2 separate regions of the Homo sapiens genome follow, and region 1 is linked to region 2. A link is an interaction called in ENCODE POLR2A ChIA-PET data of the cell type or tissue named here. Cell type or tissue: GM12878. All regions are shown on one strand. Links, peaks and the distances in the headings refer to the core of each region. The heading gives the core; the rest is flanking DNA.

The links. ChIA-PET counts read pairs that join two places held together with the same protein. Peaks named below come from ENCODE experiments on the same cell type or tissue, not always from the same donor. Only the 100,000 strongest peaks of a DNase experiment are listed, where the experiment ranks them.
Region 1: POLR2A ChIA-PET joins it to region 2 with 6 read pairs; 2 of 35 experiments call an interaction of 5 or more read pairs at or near these places.

The regions. Positions count from the first base shown.
Region 1 is chr12:22,732,673-22,738,068 of GRCh38, forward strand. The region is part of intron 1 of LINC02955 (long intergenic non-protein coding RNA 2955); the gene reads left to right. Among named protein-coding and RNA genes, the nearest start is that of LINC02955, 36 kb to the left of the region's middle. In GM12878, for the core only: no CTCF peak of the experiment used is centred there; no DNase peak of the experiment used is centred there.
Region 2 is chr12:22,474,676-22,480,071 of GRCh38, forward strand. It overlaps C2CD5 (C2 calcium dependent domain containing 5), which reads right to left. Exons shown (of 27, transcript NM_001286176.2): 15 at 3,638-3,802; 16 at 76-216. Among named protein-coding and RNA genes, the nearest start is that of C2CD5, 67 kb to the right of the region's middle. In GM12878, for the core only: no CTCF peak of the experiment used is centred there; no DNase peak of the experiment used is centred there; H3K27ac peaks cover 464 bases.

The DNA of each region.
Region 1 (5,396 bases), core at 150-5,149, 260 kb after region 2:
ACCTTCCTTGTCATGACTCACTAGCAACACATATTTTTTATTTACTGAATAAGTATATTTCATGTAGCTATTTATCAGAATTTAGAAGCTGGAAGCTGAGGGTATGCACAAGTTATTTCTGAAATTCCACTTATAAAAATGAGTCTTAATATAAATTACAGTTGCATTACATGGTTGTCATAGCTAAAAGCTATGAGGTTTTCTAATGTTTAAATTTTTGAATAATTAAATGAACAGCAGCATGTACAATGTAAATTCCTTAAATTTAATTAAATGATACCCCTATATAAAGGACTATTGTGAAATGTATGTGTAATGATTAAAGGGTTTAGTACATACAGAGTAATTTTCCCTAGTGCTTAAAAGGTCACCAGAAAGAAAAAAGTGACAAATATGCTGTTTTAAGCTTTTTTTTTTTTGCCACTTTAAAAATGTCACAGTGAGTGAAAGGAAAAAGCTGCCCGATAGCAGATGAATGGGTATTGACAGCTGCACCAGTGTTAAATGCTGCATGGCAGAAAAATCTAGTGAAGAAAAAACAAACTGTATTCACGTTTCCATATTGCTTTTTATTAAATTTAAGTACAGCGACTTTAACTTTGATTTATATCTGAATTTGGTAATGAAGGCAATTTGTTAGACAAATCTATGTACACACAGAAAAGATAGGTATATAATATAGGACATTTTAATCATGCACTAAATATAAAATTATCTTGACAACACATGTGATATTTTATGGTGTCCATATGGTATTGCATATGCAGTTTATAATATACAACTGGTATCTGGATAACATATGATATAGATATAAAGCACACCCTACAAGCTTAGAATTCTATGATTACACGTACACACACACACACACACACACATACATACAGAGACGCGATATTCATGGTTTCTCTGCTTTAAATATACATTTAACCTCTGCACCCATGTATTCATATTATGAAGGGCTCGAGTTACTTCTGGGGGTGTGTGAGATTTCTTTTGGCTTGAACAACTCTTTCCCCAGAAGCCTGGAAAATTCATCATATTGGATAGCCAGGTGTTCTCCATTTGCAAATATTATTACCTTATAGGATTAGAAAACGGCTTAATTATGAGAAAGGGAAAATAAACAATGCAGTCGGCAGAAAATGTCACCATACTCCATAGTCAGGCAGTGTCCTATAGATGGCATTGTCTTTGGGCATTCATAATGCACGGGGTAGGAGGTAACTTTTAAGCTGGAAACCACAGAGTTTCTGCTGGCAGTCTCTAATGCTGTCAGGCTGCCGCACTGGAGCTCTGAAACTAGACTTTTTGCTCTTTGTCATTCTTAAACATGACCATCTTCCTCTGAGGCAGGCCTGACTAATGTTTTTCCTGAATAACCATCGTTCCCAGGAGAAAGTCATCTTCAACATGCAATCTTAATCACCACAAGCAAATTTCTTGTGTATCCGTCTACCCCACTAGACAAGAGCAAAGACCCGTCCTGTTCATTCTTGGATCCCTACCACCACAGTGCAGTACCTGTCATCTAGTAGGTGCTCAACAAATTAATTCAATGAATGAATGAATGATTGCAATAGTATTTCTACCTAAAGTGGAATACCTTTCTGGAGTTCTTTAGTACTGGGGGTAATTTGTTGTACTTTTGTTGCCAGAATCACAAATAAATGAAGCCTGTCTTCAATTTTCATGAGTTTCTCAACTTTAGGAGTCTATTTTTGAAATAACTCTTTCATACTCTGCTGTCACAGTTGGCTCTGGTAACAATACTCCTGCAAAGATGATGTTTCTCCTTGTGCTTGGGGCGTTTGGTTAGGCAGATTAAGAAAAAGACTTGAAGAATGAACAAACATCACCTTAAGCTACATAGTTATAATCCATAAGAAAATAGTGAATAGTGCTAATGGAAAATACCTGAACTTTGGAGTTTTAATTTATTTTAACTTTGCAAACATCTGCAGTGTAAACTAATATCAAAAAAATTACATGAACAAAATTACTTTGTTGTATAATTAGAATATTCTACCAGCATACATAAATTTTGAAGTGAATGCTGTCATTTTTTTTTTATTTTTTTAATGTTTTTTTTTTTTTTTAATTATACTTTAAGTTTTAGGGTACATGTGCACATTGTGCAGGTTAGTTACATATGTATACATGTGCCATGCTGGTGCGCTGCACCCACTAACGTGTCATCTAGCATTAGGTATATCTCCCAATGCTATCCCTCCCCCCTCCCCCGACCCCACCACAGTCCCCAGAGTGTGATATTCCCCTTCCTGTGTCCATGTGATCTCATTGTTCAATTCCCACCTATGAGTGAGAATATGCGGTGTTTGGTTTTTTGTTCTTGCGATAGTTTACTGAGAATGATGGTTTCCAATTTCATCCATGTCCCTACAAAGGACATGAACTCATCATTTTTTATGGCTGCATAGTATTCCATGGTGTACATGTGCCACATTTTCTTAATCCAGTCTATCATTGTTGGACATTTGGGTTGGTTCCAAGTCTTTGCTATTGTGAATAATGCCGCAATAAACATACGTGTGCGTGTGTCTTTATAGCAGCATGATTTATAGTCATTTGGGTATATACCCAGTATTGGGATGGCTGGGTCAAATGGTATTTCTAGTTCTAGATCCCTGAGGAATCGCCACACTGACTTCCACAATGGTTGAACTAGTTTACAGTCCCACCAACAGTGTAAAAGTGTTCCTATTTCTCCACATCCTCTCCGGCACCTGTTGTTTCCTGACTTTTTAATGATTGCCATTCTAACTGGTGTGAGATGATATCTCATAGTGGTTTTGATTTGCATTTCTCTGATGGCCAGTGATGATGAGCATTTTTTCATGTGTTTTTTGGCTGCATAAATGTCTTCTTTTGAGAAGTGTCTGTTCATGTCCTTTGCCCACTTTTTGATGGGGTTGTTTGTTTTTTTCTTGTAAATTTGTTTGAGTTCATTGTAGATTCTGGATATTAGCCCTTTGTCAGATGAGTAGGTTGCGAAAATTTTCTCCCATGTTGTAGGTTGCCTGTTCACTCTGATGGTAGTTTCTTTTGCTGTGCAGAAGCTCTTTAGTTTAATTAGATCGCATTTGTCAATTTTGGCTTTTGTTGCCATTGCTTTTGGTGTTTTGGACATGAAGTCCTTGCCCAATTTTTTGTTTTTAAAAATATATTTTGTGATGGATGAATAATAATCACACCTGGAAACAGTTTTATAAATAAAAAATTAAATTGCATAAAATTATATTCAAAGGTGCTATTGAGTGTCAGAATTGGTTAGAAAAGATTATTATTTAGACCCTAAATACAAGCTTATGTGTTTACTAGATGTATTTATTTTTTCACAGCCAAATATGCTGTAATTTAAATGCGTAGAAACGGCATTAATGCATTCTGAGCTATGGTCATTTTTGTTGTTTTCTATGACAGTAATGCCTCTAACTCTATTACCAAATAAATCTCCCCCTAGATTTTGTAGATCTCTTGAGCTATGTGTTGACACCAAAACAAGCATATGAAAAACCAAAACCCTGTCAATCTATTAATGCCTATGTGATGTCAACCCATAGCCTCAACTCATTTTTCCTCACTGAATTGACTGATTTTTCAAATGGAGTCAAACAAATATCCAACTATTTAGTTTCCTATTACACACTTGTAAGACTGAGGATGACTGAAAAATTATCTACTCCATGGCTTCCCATTCCAAGTTTTAATGGAGACTGGTAGTCCACTACATGTATTTACCTTACTGGCCCAGCCACTTGATGTCATGTTGGTCTGCACCCCCGTAAAGAGTATCTACCCACGATGTTCTTAGGAAAAACGTAAAGATCATATTTCTGAGTTAGGTAAAATAATGAAATTGTTTGGTGTTTTCTAACCTCCACTTCTGGACCAGTAAGGCTAATGTCTGTTTCCAAGGGGAGTAGCAGCAAGGCTAATTATTTATTACCCCTTCTTCCAGAAGGAGTCGAAACTCAACAGCTTTGCTCCCTATACTTCCCCTTCTCTCTATCACAACTGGAATGGTCTATAGAGAAATTAGACAGCTGTAAATGAACATCTGTCAATGTTCTGTTCATTTGATCCTGCCAATGGACTAACTAAAGACACATCTCTTACTAAAAAGGCTTAAAATATGTAGATTTATATTGTTGAGTGTATGATAGTTGAAGAGGCTTATTCAAATCCATGAAGACTTCTGTGTTGTTGAGTTAGACCAGAGAGAGTTTATTTTGGGGAGATTTCCCGCAAGGGAAGCTTGTGGTTGGGAGAAGCATATTAGCTCAGGGTGGTTGTCCTTTGGGAGTAGGCCACTTAATCTGAGGGAATTTGGGAAGGGTAGACTATAAATCCCTAAATTAGAATTTGGCTGGAATACTAGGATCAATACCTCTCTTTTTAATAAAATTACCAAGGGACTGTTAATAATCCCTGAAGTCTGACCAAGAGCCAGACTTATAGAGGGCTTATTACTTACTAAAACTCTGACTACATAAAACCAATAAGTGAACCATTCTTTATTTAATTGGCTTTGCTTGCCAATCATAATGGCCATTTGGACTAGCCACATGGTCAATAGGTTCTGTCTTTAATCTGAATATTTCAGATTGACCCTTTTCCACTCTTTTGTCTTTAAGCAGGTGAACACAGTGGCCTAAGAGTGACTTCCACTTGTTTAGTTGGATTTTCCAAGTGGCCTAAATTATTTGTCAATAAATTGATTAGCACTATTGGGAGTCACAGGAACTCTTGAGTGATCAGGAGACTATATGGTTTCTGGAAGCCATAACCTGAGCCCAGGGAATAAATGAAGTTCTGAGAGTAATTTAGGAGCTAAGAAAATTTAGTACATCAGATAATAACTTACTCAACAGTACCCTGGAGGTTTGAAGAGTTAATGTAATTTCTGAACCTGTGTAAGTTATTGCCAGGGAGTAGCTTCACATGGATGGAAGAGAATTCAATGTACCATCATAATCTTTTACAGTATCTGGGTTCACCTTTGACATCTATTTTGGACTTGCTTCATCTCTAGTTTTAAGTTTATGAAATGTGGGCTTCTTGGTAGCATTTTTAATCACCTCACCACCTTAGAAATCCTTTCCCATTCATACTATCTTCTCAGAATTTATAAAATAGATTTCAGAATTCACTATAATAAATTCCTTGCTCTAAATTTCATTTGGATTCTAATTATTTTCCAAGTAGAAATGGTCACTGGTTTTTAGTCATATCAACTGTCTCTGAAAAGTTTCCTTTGAAATATCTCATTGTTAGAAGCAATTTTAAGAATATATTTTAAAAGATATGAGATACATGAGTTGCATGAGATATACAAGTTTTGTGTATTCCCAATCTGTATTTTAATACCACATATA
Region 2 (5,396 bases), core at 74-5,073:
TATTAATTTAGCACGTGAAAAAATGTGTATCTTAGCTTCCAAAACCTTTAAGAAATTAGTCCAATGCCACATTACCTCCAAAACAAAAGCATCTTTTTTCCCATGTGAAAGGTCTAATTCTGTAACTTCATCCGAGCTTTCTGATTGAGATCTTAGAAGTCTTGAGCGTTGCCTAGGTTCTGGGATGGGTGATCCTATAATCTCTTCAGATATCTCCTAAAAGAAATATAATTGTTTTATATCATATGAGATTGTCTTTTCCAGTTTAAATTTTACATCTTTATATTAGTAGACACCTACCTGTGGAGAAAAAGCCTGTAAAATATACTCAGTGAAGTCCGTACTTAAGTATAACCTTTAAAACTAAACTTTTATAGCAGATATGGCAGCCTTAATGATACACGAATCAGAAAAATATATATAACTGTCACAGACATAACAAGATAAAACTGACATCTAGTGTACACACAGGACACTACAATGTGTATGGAATTGGCAGTCCTTACAGCTCTGAAATCCAGTACTGCTGTGTGTGCATATTTTCTATTCAGCATTATAAAAGTCCTAATAGGCCTTAAAAATTTAAAGACTTATGTTCCTAGAAAGAATTCTAATCTTTTATATATTTTCTTATCCACTTTCAAAGCTCCATATAGCAAAATGTGAAATATGATCAATGTATGAGTATGAATACATATATACTTATACTATGCACATATTTGCTATTCAATTTATTAAGCTAAATAAACATTGGTACTTACAATAATGATCTTTTTAAGGTCAGTGTATGGTGCAATACTGTATGGCTTAGTGAGCTTTTTGCTGTTACATAGCCAAAGATCACTAGGGGTTCTAAGTGTCTGTCGGCCACAAGGAATGCTGGAAGAATATGAATACGTGAACGCAAAAGCAAAAGCCATAGCCTATTGCTGATGCAACAGAATTGTCTTTTTAATAAACAAGGAAATTGTACATAAAATTTTTCAAAAATATATAGTTTTAAATGTTCATTGGTAGTATGCACCTTAGATAAAAGACTACCACTGCACAATTTCATAATGTAATGATCTATGGAGCACTTTCACATCAATTTATCTTATTTGTACTCCAAATTAATCTGCCCTCTATAAAGTTAACATTATAATAACTACAAAATGGAAAAGAGCTGTAATTCAGAAGTAAATTAGTAGTCTGCCTAAATTTGGAAAACTAGCAAGTGTAGAGCCAGTCTAGGTCAGTCTTTTGACACACAGTGCAACGTTATTCCCACTAGATACCACACTACTTTTTATAATTTTACAATAGTTTTAAATTCTGTTATGCCTTTGTTCACAATGCCACAGACTTAACAAATATAACTGTCTGGTATTTAATATGTTCTAGATTCATACTGAAATTTCATCACTAGTACTGTTATTCTGAGAGATGTGCATCTTATTTTGATACCTTTGATTATCTCCATAAAGCTTAAGTGGTACTACACCTTTGTATTAGAAACATTTTTTAATGTATTGACAAAAAATTTAAACAGCAGCATTTATTTCAGTGAGGGCTATCATCCTAAGAGAAGGAACACTCTGATCTACATATTCAGGGTGGACATAACACAACACTGTAATGTGTATAGTGGCCTGGTAATCAACCTTGTACACTGACTCTGTCAAAAAAAATGCTGAGAGATTATGCTAAAAGACTATAATGTAGTCAGTATCTACAATAAGGAAAGACATATTAGAAGATGCATAAACTGATGAGTACTGTTGTGAAAATACAGTCATCCTCAACACATGAAATTCATATATGTTAAAATTTTTAAAATCATAATAGATTTACTCCCTCCTTCCAAATGTAAACTGTATGACACATAGTAGCAGCTCAATAAGTACTGAATGGATGAAGTAACTTAATTCATAGTCTTATTTAAACACATCCCTGTCTCCAAAGGGCTTACATTATAGTAAAGGAAGACAGATATATAAAAACTAAGTACAATAATATGTAACAGTTTCTATACAAGTACATACAGGTACAACAAGTACACAATGGAGGAAGAGTCCATTCTTCCTGTTAGAGGTCAGGATGGATTTACAGAGGTGAGAAACACTATTAAGTAAGTAAAAAAGTTCAGCTCATATCATTAGAAATAATAAATGAAGAATATATGAAACCCTAACACAAAGCTTTACAAATCATTTTTCCCAAGTGGCATACTATAAACAGATGTTCAAATATCAAAATATAACTACCAAATAAAAATAATGTACTATAAAAATAAGCAGTCAGTAGAGTGGTGCACAGAGAACTTTTACAAAGTCTATTTTTCAAATATGAATATGTTAACACATCAACATTTGCATTCATTTTAAAGAAGCCCTAAGTCAGTATTGTTCAATAGAAATATAAAGCAAGCCACATACATAATAAAGTAAAAAGAAACAGATAAAATCCATTTTAATAAAACATTTTATTTCATTCAGTATATCCAAAATATTAAATTTTTGACACAAAATCAATACAAAAATATTCATATTTTACACTACTTTTTCACAGTAAATCTTTAAAATCCAGTGTATATTTTATACTTACTACACATTTCAATTCAGACTAGTCACAAGTCCTCAAAAGTCACATGTGGCCAGCGGCTACCACAGTGAATAATGAATAGTGCAGCTGTAGGTCATAACCTTAAAATTCCTCCCAAATTAACAACTATGCTAGAATAATATGATGAAAGCTATACATGTGACGCAACAATCCAGACACACTGTTCCAGAAGACCAGCCAAAATTAGATAAGACGTTTAAAATAATAAAAGCAATAATGTTATACTTTCTTTTTTTATTTTTTTAATTATACTTTAAGTTTTAGGGTACATGTGCACAATGTGCAGGTTTGTTACATATGTATACGTGTGAATGTTATACTTTCCTTTTGTGAAAGTCTTTCATTATCAGAGACTCATAAAAACAAATAGTTTCATTCTAATTCCAACCCATTTTTCTTTCAATTCAGACTCTTGCCATCAGTCATCCACAGAGGAGGCAGCATTGTGATACTTATTGCAAAGTTGGTAAAAAGACTGATTAAAGGAAATGACTGGGAGCAAATTTGTAAAAAAAGAAACTGTAACTGAAAAACTATATTCTTTCACATTTTTACCACCAATAAGAATCTCTTTTTACTAACAAAGAACATTTTAAACCATTTATTTCATCATTCAACAAATACTAAGAGACTACCACCAATAGGAACTTTTCTAGGCAATAGAAACAAAGCCCTCATGAAGCTTCATTCTACCAGTACTAACAGGCAAAAGACCAACAAAACACACACACTCACACACACACACACACTCACACACACACACACTCACAAAGATAAGAGCTATAGAAAACAATAAAAGAGGGAAAAGTCATAGGAAGTGGCAAAAATGAAGTCACAATTTTTAAATAGGATCGTTAGAGTAGGCTTACCCGAAAAGGAGACAGTTGAGCAAAGACATAAAGGGAGGTGAAAGAATGAGTAATAAGGAGAGCTAAACAGTGAAAAAAAAATCTTGTGTCCTCAATAAGATAACCTAAAAATATACTAATAAACAATAACTGATACATTCACAATGTAGGTTTGTTTTACTTACTGGAGGATTGATTTCATATAACTCTTTGTTTTTAGCAATTGTGTCATTTATCTTCTTCTGCATATGAGAGATGTGTTGTTCATATGAGCCATCATTAGGAGTCTTCCCAGCAATCTGAATACCACCAGGAGTTGGTAAAGCTGCTAAATACACACCTGTGGCAGACTTGTAAAAAATAATGGGGAAATAATCAGAAAAAATATCTACAGAATAACAGTCCTTAAGTTTTCATATTTAAGAATGTGGTCAACAGCTGGGTGCAGTGGCTCACACCTGTAATCCCAGTACTTTGGGAGGCCAAGGCGGGCAGATCACTTGAGGTCAGGAGTTTGAGACCAGCCTGGCCAACAAGGTGAAACCCCGTCTCTCCTAAAAATACAAAAATTAGCCAGGTGTAGTGGTGTGTGCCCATAATCCCTGCTACTCAGGAGGGTGAGGCAGGACAATCACTTGAACCCGGGAGGCAGAGGTTGCAGTGAGTCAGGATCATGCCTCTGCACTCCAGCCTGGGCAACAGAGCAAGACTCTGTCTCAAAAAAAAGAAAAAAAGGGAAAAAAAAACAAGAATGTGATCTTTGCTCATTAGGAAGAATATAATCAGCATCAGGGTATACATAGGACATCTCTGGAAAGGCACACAAAAACAACTGGTAATAAGCGTTGGTTTCTTTTGGGGAGGACCCTGGGTAGGTGGGAGACAGTTACGAAATGCGGATTTACTTTTCACTGCATACCCAATTATATTTTTTATGTTTCTACCTCACAATTTTTTTTTTTTTGAGACGAAGTCCCACGCTTTCACCCAGGCTGGAGTGTAGTGGCGTGATCTCGGCTCACTGCAACCTCCAACTCCTGGGTTCAAGCGATTCTTCTGCCTCAGCCTCCTGAGTAGCTAGGATTACAGGTGCCCACCACCACACTCAGCTAATTTTTGTATTTTTAGTAGAGATGGGTTTTCATCATGTTGGCCAGGCTGGTCTCCAACTCCTGACCTCAATTGATCCGCCTGCCTTGGCCTCCTAAAGTGCTGGGATTACGGGCCTGAGTCACTGGGCCCGGACCTACCTCATAATTTAAAAAAATATATAATTAGAATTAAAAATAGCAAAAAAAAAATTAAAGGTTGCTAAAAAATAAATTTTTCATGAATGAGCAGATGCTCTATCTTTAAAGGTGGCAAAAGTGAAGAGGAAACTTTTGCAAGGCAAGAGACTGAAATTCAGAAAGGACAGGGAACTTTCTCAAGCCAAGTCAATAAATGTGGACAAACGATCTGAACTGAGTGTTTCTCACTCTAAAACCCAAACGCATTTCACTATATTGCCCTACCTTCCTAATTAGCAGAGAAAAGTGTTTATTAGATACAGATTTATTTTAAATATCTAATTAAATTACTATTTAATATCTGACTCTGAAACAGTACTATATTTCATTAGTACTGGAAAACTATCATGGGAAATACAAAACAAGGTAACATTTATATATATCCTTATGAGCACTTATGTGTAAATATGCTAATATAAGCAAAGCAAAAAAAATAGAAGCATAAACATCAAATTGTTAACATCAAAGGAGTGGAATGGGAAACAGAAAAGAATTCTTTTAACTCTAGATATTTGTTATTATTATTTTTTAAATTAATCAACTGCCAATTTTGTGAACACCAATCCTAAAAAGGGATTGATGAAGAAATCTGCATAGTAGATAAAATTGTTCCTCAAGAGTGCTTACTCCTGGTTTGTTCATTAGTGTCCATCAC